Regions from separate parts of the Homo sapiens genome. Here region 1 is linked to region 2. A link is a contact called in ENCODE Hi-C or POLR2A ChIA-PET data. All regions are on one chromosome and are shown on one strand. The core of a region is the stretch at or near the end of the contact, and the rest is flanking DNA. Distances in the headings are between cores, read along the strand shown.

Region 1 (6,327 bases), core at 3,210-5,709, 320 kb before region 2:
AAAGCAGCACTTCTGAGCTCCTCATTTGCCCAGTATCCCTGAGCTAATATAGGGTAGCACCAAGGGATGTGGGGGACAAAGGACTTGGATTAAATGTCCAACTCCACAGTTCCTGCTGTGCAAGACTTGGATCTTGTGACATCTGGTTCATTACTTTTACTATTATGAAAAGTATCATTTCCCAATAGTTTAAAAAGTGTTCAGGTATCATCTTGCATGTTGGTGAAACTAGGAAGTATATTTACAGACAAAAGCTCCTTAAAGGCAAGGTTGGCTTAGCCTTACTTTTTTTTTTTGAGACGGAGTCTTGCTCTGTTGCCCAGGCTGGAGTGCAGTGGCACGATCTCGGCTCACTGCAACCTCCGCCTCCTGGGTTCTAGTGATTCTCCTGCCTCAGCCTCCTGAGTAGGTGTGTGCCACCACGCCCAGCTAATTTTTATATTTTAAGTAGAGATGGGGTTTCACCATGTTGGTCAGGCTGGTCTCAAATTCCTGACCTCTAATGATCTGCCCCCACTGGCCTCCCAAAGTTTTGAGATTACAGGCCTGAGCTGCTGTGCCCAGCCAATAACGTCTTTTGAATAAAAGAAAAGATATTGTTAGGGAGTATGAACATCACCAGAAAATGAAAATGTTTCTTAAAAATAAACGAATTTTTAAAAATTATTTTCTTAAAATGAAAAATTTTTTTCTTCTGGACTAAATTGCAATGTGGAAAGAGTCACATCAGCCTTTGGACAGAACTAGGGCTGTGATTTACTACAGGGAAGTTAGCATCTTTCTGAGTTTTCTTAATGAACACGTGAATAAGAGATTTGGTTATACTTTGTGCTTATTTAGCATCCTCTCTTTGAGGATGTCAAAAGGATTTTAGAAATGTTCTCTTTCTCACACAGGTGGACGTCTGATTTATGAAGCTCCCCATCCACCTATCTGAGTACCTGACTTCTCAGGACTGACACCTACAGCATCAGGTATCTTGCCTTTCTTTAGTCTTAAAAGCGGTAACTAAGTTCCTTGAGGAGATATAGGCAGGGAACACATTAACTTCGTTACGTTTCATATAGGCCTGGGAACCGGAGTTGCTGCTGTAGTCCTGGTTCTACCATTAAATGTGTGACTCTAGTCCCTTTTCTTCTCTAAGCCTCAATTTTTTCTTCTGCAAATAGGTGGGGTTGGACGGGGTGCTATCTAATCACTTGACGGTATTATGGTAGTCTACTTTTATCCGAAGCTTCACTTTCCACAGTTTCAGTTACCTGCAGTCAAACTTGGTCCAAAAATATTAAATGAAAAATTTCAGAAACAAACAATTCACAAGTTGTAAATTGCACACCGTTCTGAATAGTGTGGGTGAAATCTCATACTGTCCATGTGATTTGTCCCTTTGTCCTGCGATTCCACACTGTGTGTGCTACCTGTACATTAGTCACTCAGTAGCTGTCTCTGTTATATACAGGGTTGGGTACTATTCACAGTTTCTTTTTCTTTTTCTTTTTCTTTTTTTTGAGAAGGAGTCTCTCTGTGTCGCCCAGGCTGGAGTGCAGTGGTGCCATCTTGGATCACTGCAACCTCTACCTCCCAGGTTCAAACAATTCTCCTGCCTCAGCCTCCTGAGTAGCTAGGATTACAGGCATGTTCTACCACGCCTGGCTAATTTTTGTATTTTTAGTAGAGATGGGGTTTTGCCATGTTGGCCAGGCTGGTCTCAAACTCCTGACCTCAGGTAATCCTTCCCCCTCGGCTTCCCAAAGAGCTGAGATTATAGGCGTGAGCCACTGCACCTGACCCACTATCCAGTTTCAAGTATCCACTGGGGGGCTTAGAATCCACTCCTCAGATAAGTGGGGGTGGTTACTGCATTCTCTTTGCCCTCTATGTAAGCCGTCAGCTCTCCACTGTGGATTATTCAATTCCTTTATTATTTAATGGCAGGATGGCTTTTCCCCCGACTCACCCTCCTCAGCTCTGCAACTTGAAACTGTCTTCCCAAAACATCTAGCTGGGATGTTGGATTCAAACCTATGAAAATTCCTCAACTTAAGAGTATTTGGACAGATAGCACAGAAGTCGTGGCTTTTAGACCTTAGCTTTTCCCTACCGGCTTTCTGTTTGCATTAAGCTAGTATTTGACACTTGATGTCTAGGGATTCTTACCTCCTTTGGCCAATGGTACTTCACACCCATATGCTAGTCCTTTTATGCTAAATGTGGGTTTTCCTGTTGTTTTCCAGGTACACAGCTTCTCCTAGCATGACTTCGATCTGATCAGCAAACAAGAAAATTTGTCTCCCGTAGTTCTGGGGCGTGTTCACCACCTACAACCACAGAGCTGTCATGGCTGCCATCTCTACTTCCATCCCTGTAATTTCACAGCCCCAGGTAAGGGCTTCAAACTAGCAGAGGTCTGAGGTAATCGTAAGTTTGTCAAATATTTAAACTGGGTTTCAGGAAGTGTATTTGACTCTAGGGATCATGTATATCTCTCTCGCTATCATTTGGTGTGTATTCGAATAATGGTGCTTTTGTGAGTGAGGTGCCATTTCGTTCAGGAAGCAGCTGGAACAATGAACAAGTGATTTTAGTGAACTGGCCTCTGTTCATAGGAGGCCTTGGTTTTCAGTGCTTAGGATGTCTGACATTATAGGCATCAAACTCTAAATCAAAGTAAGTCAGTAGTAAACCCTGCTGCTTTTCCTCTCTTGGCTTTTTTGTGGGCCGGGGGGTGGGGTGGGGTTTAATGAAATATATCAGAATGGATCTAATTTTATAACAAGTTTTCTGAGGGCTGTCTTGTTGTCCTCCTCCTATACTTACTCTTTTGCCTTGATCTGTTCTAGGAACTTTGAAACAAAATGCAATTCCAGAAACTTCTGAGCAGCAATCGTATGAGTTATTTTTTTCTGTCCAGTGAAGAGCAGTAATACGGCAGGGACATGGTCTTTGTTCAGATGATTTTACAGCCTGATTTAATCAGGCATTGGCTGGACTCTTTCAGATTCACCAGGCAGCAGGGTACAATGTGGAAACAGACTTTGGAGTCATAAGGCCACAGTTCACATCCCTGCTCCTCTGATTGCAGGATAAAGAGCCCTAGTCATGCTAGCTTCTCTCAGCTTCAGTTTCCTCTCATGTAATCATTCCTCACATGATGGTTATATGGATAAAATGATGGTTCATATACATGAGGCATACAGAGGTGCTCAGCAAGTGTAGTTTCCCATTTACTCTTCATTTATCTTCTTTCTATAGTGTGACCTCCTTTCTTATTTGTGACAATCATTTTTTGGCCAACTTTATTTTTATTTATTTATTTTTTTGAGAGAGAGCCTTGCTCTGTTGCCCAGGCTGGAGTGTAGTGGCATGATCTTGGTTCACTGCAATCTCCACCTCCTGGGTTCAAGCGATTCTCCTGTCTCAGCTTCCTGAGTAGCTGAGATTACAGGCGCCCGCCACCACGCCCAGCTAATTTTTGTATTTTAGTAGAGATGGGGTTTCACCATGTTGGTCAGGCTGGTCTTGAACTCTTGACCTCAAATGATCCACCTGCCTTGGCCTCCCAAAGTGCTGGGATTACAAGCCTGAGCCACTGTGCCCGGCCTCGGGCAACTTTGAAGAAAAAAGCATACTTTCAAGAAAGAGCCATACTGATTGAAATTTGAACTTGATACAGAACGTTGTTCCACACTGTTTTTTTCAGTATGATTTTGCAGGCTATTCAATTTTGTATGTATTTTAAGTAGGGGTTTGTGTGTTTGTGAGAGAAGGAGAGAAGGAGGAGAGGGAAAAAGGAGAACAAGGGGCATTTTTCCCTCATATAGTATAGTGTTTTCTCCTCAACACCATTTGGGATGTCATCATTGTTATCAACCTTGGGATTTTATCATATGAATAAAGCCCTTTATTCATATCATATGAATAAAGAATAAAGTACTAAGGCCTTTAGTATTATTTTCCAGAATGTTTAGTGTTACCATCGTCATACGCATTCCTCTTTCTGGTAAGTGGACCATTGTCCTTTCAACACTTCATTTACTTTGGGTGTTTGGTTTCCCTTATCTTCAATAGACTTTTTTGGTGTCTGAGAGACTTGGAGAATGGGCAAAGAGATTTAGTGCCTGTTACCTGAGGTCACCATTTCAAAGTCCACTGCAGCTGTTCCCATGTAATGACTCTTCTTAGTCCTTTCGTGAAGTGAGTTAGGCTAGTGCGGGTTTTCTAGACAGGGCATTTCCACATCCCGGTTTGCTGCTGTCATCTTTCAGCATTTCCAACAGCATCTTCTTATCTATATATCTTCTCTGTTACACAAGCTCCTATCAGCTGGTGAGGAATAGAAATACCTCTAAATGACTCATTTAATTAAAATGTTTAACACTGCCCAAAGGAGAAAGAGGTTCTATTTCATACAATCACTGGGGGAAATGTGTACTCTCGTAAATTCTCTGTGGGAAAGTAAATTGGTACAGTCACTCTGGAGGGTAATTCAACAGTATCTATTAAAATTATACACTTCTGCACATGCCCTGCTCCTGTCTTGGAATCTACATTAGAAAACCACTCACACATGAGCCCAAGGAGTGTATAAGGAATGTATAAAGATATTCATTGAAGCATTGGTTGCAAACCAAGAAGTACAAAATTTTGTGAATATCCAATAGTAGAAAGACTTAATGAATTCAGGAATGTGGACATGATTGAAATACTATTCAGTCATTTTATTTATTTCTTTTTTTTTTTTCTGAGACAGAGTCTCATTCTATTGCCCAGGCTGGAGTGTAGTGGCACGATCTTGTCTCACTGCAACCTCCACCTTCTGGGTTCCAGCAATTCTCCTGCCTCAGCCTCCCAAGTAGCTAGGATTATAGGTGTGTGCCTCCATGCCTGGTTAATTTCTGTATTTTTAGTAGAGACGGGGTTTCACCATGTTGTCCAGGCTGGTCTCAAACTCCTGACCTCAGGTGATCTGCCCATCTTGGCCTCCCAAAGTTCTGGGATTACAGCCATGAGCCACTGCGCCCGACCACTATTCAGTAGTTTTAAAATGAGGATGTCTACACAGCTATATATTACTCCAAGATATCGTATGGAGGAAAAAGAAAGCAAGACGCAAAATAGTACTTATGGGAAGATACCATTAAAATTCTAAAACAAGACTGTGTATTTTTAGGGAGAAGTATATGGTACATTAATGGAAATGGATAATGAAAGTCCTAGAACATACATTCTTAACATAGTTATATTGCCCCAAGAGGACAAAAATTGGGTTTTGGGAGATGAAAAAAATCCCTCCAGAGCTTATACCTCTATCCAACAAAATCTTATTCCTTAGTATTTAGTTTTTTCTCATTAGAAAAAATTTAAATGTAATTAATTTTTCTCCTTAAGGATCACTAATGAGAAAAAAATATGGCCAAGAAACACTGGTTTCTTGAGGGAGGCACATAGGCTCACCAGTCACCCTGCTTCAATTTACTAATTACCTGAGCCTGAGGGGAAGGTATCCACCCTCTTAGTGCCTCTATTTCCTTACCCACGGAATGAGCATAGCATTAATGAAGCCAACCTGATAGGGTTATTTTAAGGCGGAAATGAAATAATTTCTATAAAGCTCAGAATAGTGCCTGGCACATATTCTGGGCACATATTGCCCAGTGCATATTAGCAAGCATTGTTATTATTGCTCAGCAAGCCTTGTGGCAGGGCTGGGGGATACAAGAATAAATAAGAGAAATAAGTTTTGCCCTGCCAGAGTTTACAGATATAGTGGGAGATACACAGATAAAACAAAAAGTTACAACGCTTTGTCACCCATGCAGGAATGCACAAATACAGGAAGTATGGGTGCTCTGGGAGGAAAGTGGAGACCCAAGAAAAGATTTAGAGGATCAGGGAAGGCTTCTTGAAGGAAGACCACTAGGCTGAGGACAAATTAATATGAGTTATTTTGGTAAAGGAGAAGAAAAAGCATAGGTGAATGTCAAGTGTCCCAAGGTATGTGTGTGTGTGAGAGAGAGAGAGAGAGAGGGAGCAAAGCATTTAGAATTTTGTTTTGGATGGTTGCACTACAGTGGGGCATGAGATTGTAAACAGTGATGTCCCTAGAGCCACCTATACCAACTCACAGAAGCAGATTGTTAAATTTTCAGGAATTTCGCGAGCCAATTGACTTCATGCCAGCAGCTTGAAATCAGCCACATGGAATAGTTATACTGCAGAAATCGGCAAGTGCTAGAATTAGCATAAATGGGTTAGGTTATAAAGTTGGAGATTTTACAGGGTCTTTCAAACCGTATTAATGAATTTAACATTGATCTTAAAAGAAGT
Region 2 (5,490 bases), core at 1,855-4,354:
CAGAGAGTAAGACTCTTAACAACTATACAGCCAACTTAACAACCAAGATTTGCCTTACAACATAATAATATATAATTGTTAAATAAGGTGTTTTGCCCCATAGTAAAGCCCTTACAACAATATAAAACAAATACAATAATGACCACCTCTTTTTTATAAAATAAAAAAGTTATTATATAGTTATATGTTATAGAACATATATATAGTTATTATGTTCTTATTTTTTCCTTTCTAAATTTTATGATTTCCACCTGTAATATTGTTGTTCATAGTTCACTGTTACAGAGATGTCCCTCCCAACAACTTGGAAATAAGAACACAGTTGCCATCAGAGTTAAGTTCTGAAATCTATGCATAATAGATCAGTACACATCAGTACATTCAAAACATTGTGAAAATAAGATAAAATATATTTCATGTGAAAACTAACACAAGAACAGAAAAGCAAACACCGCATGTTCTCACTCATAAGTGGGAGTTGAACAATGAGAACACATGGACACAGGGAGGGGAACATCACACACGAGGCCTGTCAAGGGTTGAGGGGCTAGGGGATGGATAGTATTAGGAGAAATACCTAATGTAGTTGACGGGTTGATGAGTGCAGCAAACCACCATGACATGTGTATACCTATGTAACAAACCTGCACATTCTGTACATGTATCCCAGAACTTAAAGTATAATAAAAAAATTATTTCATGCTGAAAGGGCTTTGGTATAATCTGTTTTAATAGTCACTTATTTAATTTAAGAATTTTATAATAAAAAAGGTGGTTCTATTAAACCTTGGAAACATAAATAAATATCTCCAGAGGTTAGTATTGATAGTACTATTCCAGTAACGTCCCAAGAAAGCTGAGTTTTAGAAATTAGGCTTTCGACTTTTCTTAGAATTATTCTTTGTAAGATGATATTAACAGCTAACTCTGCTTGAGTGCTTACTCTGTGCCAATCACTGACTGTTCCAAGTATTTTGTATCTATTATTTAATCCTCATTGGAATTTAATCCTCATTAGATGGTATAATACCTATGAGGTAGGTATTATACTATCATTTTCTCATTTTACAGATAAGGAAACTAATTTTGTAATTTGCAGCCTCACGTGGTTATTAAGAAGCAGAGAGATGATTTCAATTAAGGAAGCCTGAATCCAGCACCTGTGCTCTCAGCCGCTACCTTGTACATTCATGTATTCATTCAACAAATGTGTACTGAATGCTCCTAGCTATGCCAGGCACTGTGCTAGATGCTGAGAATAGTAGAGCTCAAAACAAATACGCGTGCTCTCCTGGAGCTTACAATCTAGAGGCAGACAAAACTTAAAACAACAAATAAATGTAGAGCTACAGATTGAGACAAGTGTTACAAAAGAAAATTACAGAGTGCTCTGGAGTATACATCAGGGCCCCTTCTTAGATAAGAAGACTAGGAATGGTTTCTCTAAGAAAGTGATAATTAAGCTAAGATTAAATGGATTACTAAAAGTAAGCAGAGAATGGGGGTGGGAGAATGTGCCAGGCTTTGGTAAGAGCATGGCAAAGTGTTTCTAATCCCTTTGACAAGATCTCATAGGGAGATAAATATATCTCTCTTAGGCCAGTGCCATTAAAATAAATTTCTCTGTGTACCCTTATTCTGACTTCATATTTAATAAAATCTTATCAGTTGGCTTCATGTATAGTTTGACAATAAGAGGAGAATGCACTTATTATGTAGACTTTTAGTATACTGATTATTATGAGTCCTCTCCCCTTATAAATTAATAAATGTGCATTTATACCTATCTCCAGTACCTTCTCTTCTTGTTACCAAGCTTATAAGCAACTTCAGATCCTGAGCCTTCAAAGCAGAAGACCAGATCCTTAAATGGAATGACCTGGATTCCAGATTGAGCTCCCACCCAGCTCCAAGCTGCCTTTCCTTTAAATGCTTGTATTGGATCTCTCTTATTGGTGAAGTTTTATAAATATGCAATATTTGGTAAAGTGGGAAAAAAGACGAATTATTTTATATTAAAAAAAGAATAATAGATTTAGTGAGCACACAATCCATGATTATTCTGGTTAGTTTTACTGAAAAGAAAGTCTATCTGGGACAGAGTCTGAATGAAATAATGTTTTGAATATTTAGGGAATAAAACAGACACCATTCTTGTCTTAGCAGTCATGTGCTGAGTGAGTAATGCTGGTATTGTTTTACGAGATTGTTTTAGTATAAAACCGTAGTAAACTGTGCTGGAAAGTATTTCCCCACTACAAGCATGGAAACGAGACTTACTCATAATATTTATTTCTTCTCCAGAGTGCCTTTGCAGACCTGAAACATCTGAACTAACAAAAGGCCTCCAATTTATAATATAACACAGCTGCTCCGAGGATTGCGTGCGGGCATATGTGTGTGCATGATGGGAGGGGATTTCCTTGTATGTATTCATTTATGTGCCCTCTGGAGAAGGGGCAAGTTCAGTCCAACTGGAATTCTAAGTGCCTCTTACTGGGCATTTGTTATATGTAAAAAGCTGGCTCATGTCTAAAGTATCTTCCAGGCAGCGTGCAGCTGAGAGCCATATAAGAGAAGACTGTATATTGTTTAGGAACAGTGATGCTAATGGGTAGCATTTTCACAGCGAACAATTAGTTTTTCTACCACTGAAGAACAGTGTATTTATTATAAAGAAATGGGAATTATACAGAAACTGTCATCAGAAGATATGTTTCTATCATTATTTTCTATTATTAGTTATTCACAATCAGTAAGTTCACTTCCAACACATGTACTATACTTTTAACAGAGCAGAAACAATAAGGCTATCAGTATCACAGTTTAGTTCTTTCTTTATTCTTCACTTTTGTTCTTCCAAACTGTCAAAGCATGATTAATCTTGAATGTTACCAATTTAGAAAAAAATCTAGATATTCTAATAAATTGTTTTCTTCTTTTCTTTCCCATCTCTTTTCCAAACCTATTTATTCATTTAACTAACTGAACTTGACGCCAGGAATGCGGTGACAGGTGGATTAGTCTCTACCAGAGAACTCACAGTCTGGCTAGGGAGATGGGTGACTATATCAACAACTATGAGAGAGTGCAATAAGTGTTAGGCATGTTTAGAGCTCTTGGGAGAACAGAGTATGGGCACTTACAGGAGTTAGGCAATCATGGGGGCAGTCTGAGATGACCACCCCGCCCCACAAAGAGAGGACAGTGCTTGAACTAAGCAGTTGTTAACTGGGTAGATGTGAAGGCAGGGAGAGCAGCAGAGCTCACAGAAAACAGCCTACAAGATGTCAGGATCTGAGAGATACATGCCATGTCTTTTCTGGCCTAGTCTGTTTTTCCCTTGTACCTTTCCCTGAATGCCAAGTGCAAGTCATGAGACAAGGATTCAAAGAGGTGAAATAAAATCAGAGAACAAATTGGTATCGGTTTGCGTTCTGGAGGAAAGTGGCCAGTTGACAACAGACAGATATTTTACATGTTCTCCCCCAGTAACTAGTGAAATCACCCAGAAAATGGTGAAATGACTACATTCACATCAGAAACTAGGGAACCATCCAAATGCTAGAATTTCTGTTACTTACAGGGCAGAGGAGACATGTATGAAGAAGGCTGAGCAGGACTGGCTTGCAAATCACTTACCTTAGAAAGCAGAACCTTTCAAAAATTAACAAGAGATTTTGAACGTCATAGATACCATTATTTATCTAGTCTAGGACTTGGATAAGTAATGGACCACCCAATCAGAGGAAAATCTCGTTCTTTGAGGGCCTTTGGCAGAGGCTGCCTGCTCACCAGATTTCAGTGCTGTAGCTGCCTAGGGAGAGTGTAACGGGATTCAGGAGTAGCTATCCCATGAGGTCTGGGCCATAGATGGCTTTATCAAGTCACTGGCTGCTGGCAAGGGTGACATTGGAAAACTTTTGTCAAGGTCTAGGTCACTAACTGTTCAGAATGCTAAAACTGGGGGTTGATGAAGGCAGGTGAGGAACGATCTCCTGCAGGAGGCACATTTTCATTCGGTTCTCATAGTTTTTCATATACTGCACCAGGAATGGGGTACAGCCATAAATGATTTCGCACCGTTAGGTAAGTGTTGAGAGACACAGATGAAAAACTCTCCTGAAATGAGATGTACCTGCCAGGACTACCTACGGCCCCAGATCACTATGCACTCAATCTGGGCTACTGGATGAAGGAGTTAGAGATTAGGCTTCATTATGAAGACTCAAGTGAAGTATGGGAAAATATAAGGGGAATCCAGGCATCCTACTTATAGGGAGATGTATTAGGCCTTTAACAAAAGAATGAATGAACAGAAGAGACTCTTTCATCAAAAGTGGAAAAAATAGACCTTAAGAAAAATAAAAGTAAATTATTATAAAAAAAAGAAACAAAATTTTATTACGTGAGTAATAAGTATTCAAAATGTTAAAATTTCAGTTATAGTATATATATGTTTGTGTGCGTATGCTTGTGTGTGTGTACTTTTTGCTACTTAACATCCAGAACTTCTCCCCTCCCACACTTGGGGACTTGAGAAGAAGTCAAAATCCAGCCTTACATTAAAGAAGCTGACGGTTCCAGATCTCTTCCCCTTGCAGGCAAAGCCAGGTGGGCACGTGACCAGGATCAGCCAATGGGATGCTCCTGACCATGGCATTGACTCTTGAGTAAGTCAAGCCAAAGCAAAAAGGCACTGGAGAATACATTCACTGTCATGGTGCACAGCAGCAGCCGAGTCTGGAGCAGCAGTATTGGTGACAAGATGTCACCAGAGCCCATCTGCTCCTAGGCATGACTTTGACTAAACTGTTGTGCCTCCCACCTAGCTTTCCTTGGCTTTTACCCATTTTTTCAAGTTTTATTCTCTAGCCTTCCTGTTGATACTATAAACTTCACAACAGTCTTCTAGTAATTCCTTTTCAGCCTAAGTTAGGCAGAGCTGATATTAATTGGCAACACCTAATACAACACATACAGAAATGTTTTGTTTTTGTTTTTTGAGTCAGTGCCTCCCTCTCTTGCCCAGGCTGGTGCAGTGGCACAATCATAGCTCACTCTAGCCTCGAACTCCTGGGCTCAAGTGATCCTTCTGCCTCAGCCTCCAGAGTAGCTGGGACTACAGGAGCACACCACTATGCCCAGCTAATTTTTTTTTTAAATGTATAGATGTGGGTTTTGCTGTGTTGTCCAGGCTGGTCTTGAACTCCTGGGCTCTAGTGATCCTCCCACCTTGGCCTCCCAAAGTGCTGGGATTACAGGCATGAGCCACAGTGCCTGGCCTGGAATTTTTTTTTTTCCCCAAAAGTTTTGCTTAATGAAAAAGTGCATTTCTACTGTCTCCTGGGCATTTAGAGTTTTCACAGACATAAGCATGTAAAATTTTCTTGTCATAACTGATGAAGATTCAGTGCTGGGATCCCGCCAAAGTGATGTCCTAGTAGTTGGCACTCAGCTTCCCTGTGTTGTTGCCTGTTCTGATTGGCG

The links. A loop is a pair of places that touch in the nucleus more often than their neighbours do. ChIA-PET counts read pairs that join two places held with the same protein, here RNA polymerase II (POLR2A). Pooled maps may share reads with other maps.
Region 1: a loop to region 2 is called in a pooled map, with 2.7 times the contacts of the local background. The contact joins two enhancer-like sites. A Hi-C loop is called at or near these places in 2 of 168 maps with a recorded cell type or tissue (A673 and dorsolateral prefrontal cortex) and 6 of 50 pooled maps. POLR2A ChIA-PET finds 5 or more read pairs at or near these places in 1 of 52 experiments (GM12878).

The regions. Positions count from the first base shown.
Region 1 is chr9:110,968,128-110,974,454 of GRCh38, reverse strand. It overlaps LPAR1 (lysophosphatidic acid receptor 1), which reads left to right. Exons shown (of 6, transcript NM_001351411.2): 3 at 897-974; 4 at 2,235-2,382. The coding sequence starts at 2,338. Among named protein-coding and RNA genes, the nearest start is that of LPAR1, 67 kb to the left of the region's middle. Within about 2 kb of position 4,459, at least 4 of the 41 ENCODE cell types and tissues checked have a DNase peak (open chromatin) inside an H3K27ac peak, as active enhancers do.
Region 2 is chr9:110,648,050-110,653,539 of GRCh38, reverse strand. No RefSeq gene overlaps it. Among named protein-coding and RNA genes, the nearest start is that of MUSK, 18 kb to the left of the region's middle. Within about 2 kb of position 3,104, at least 8 of the 41 ENCODE cell types and tissues checked have a DNase peak (open chromatin) inside an H3K27ac peak, as active enhancers do.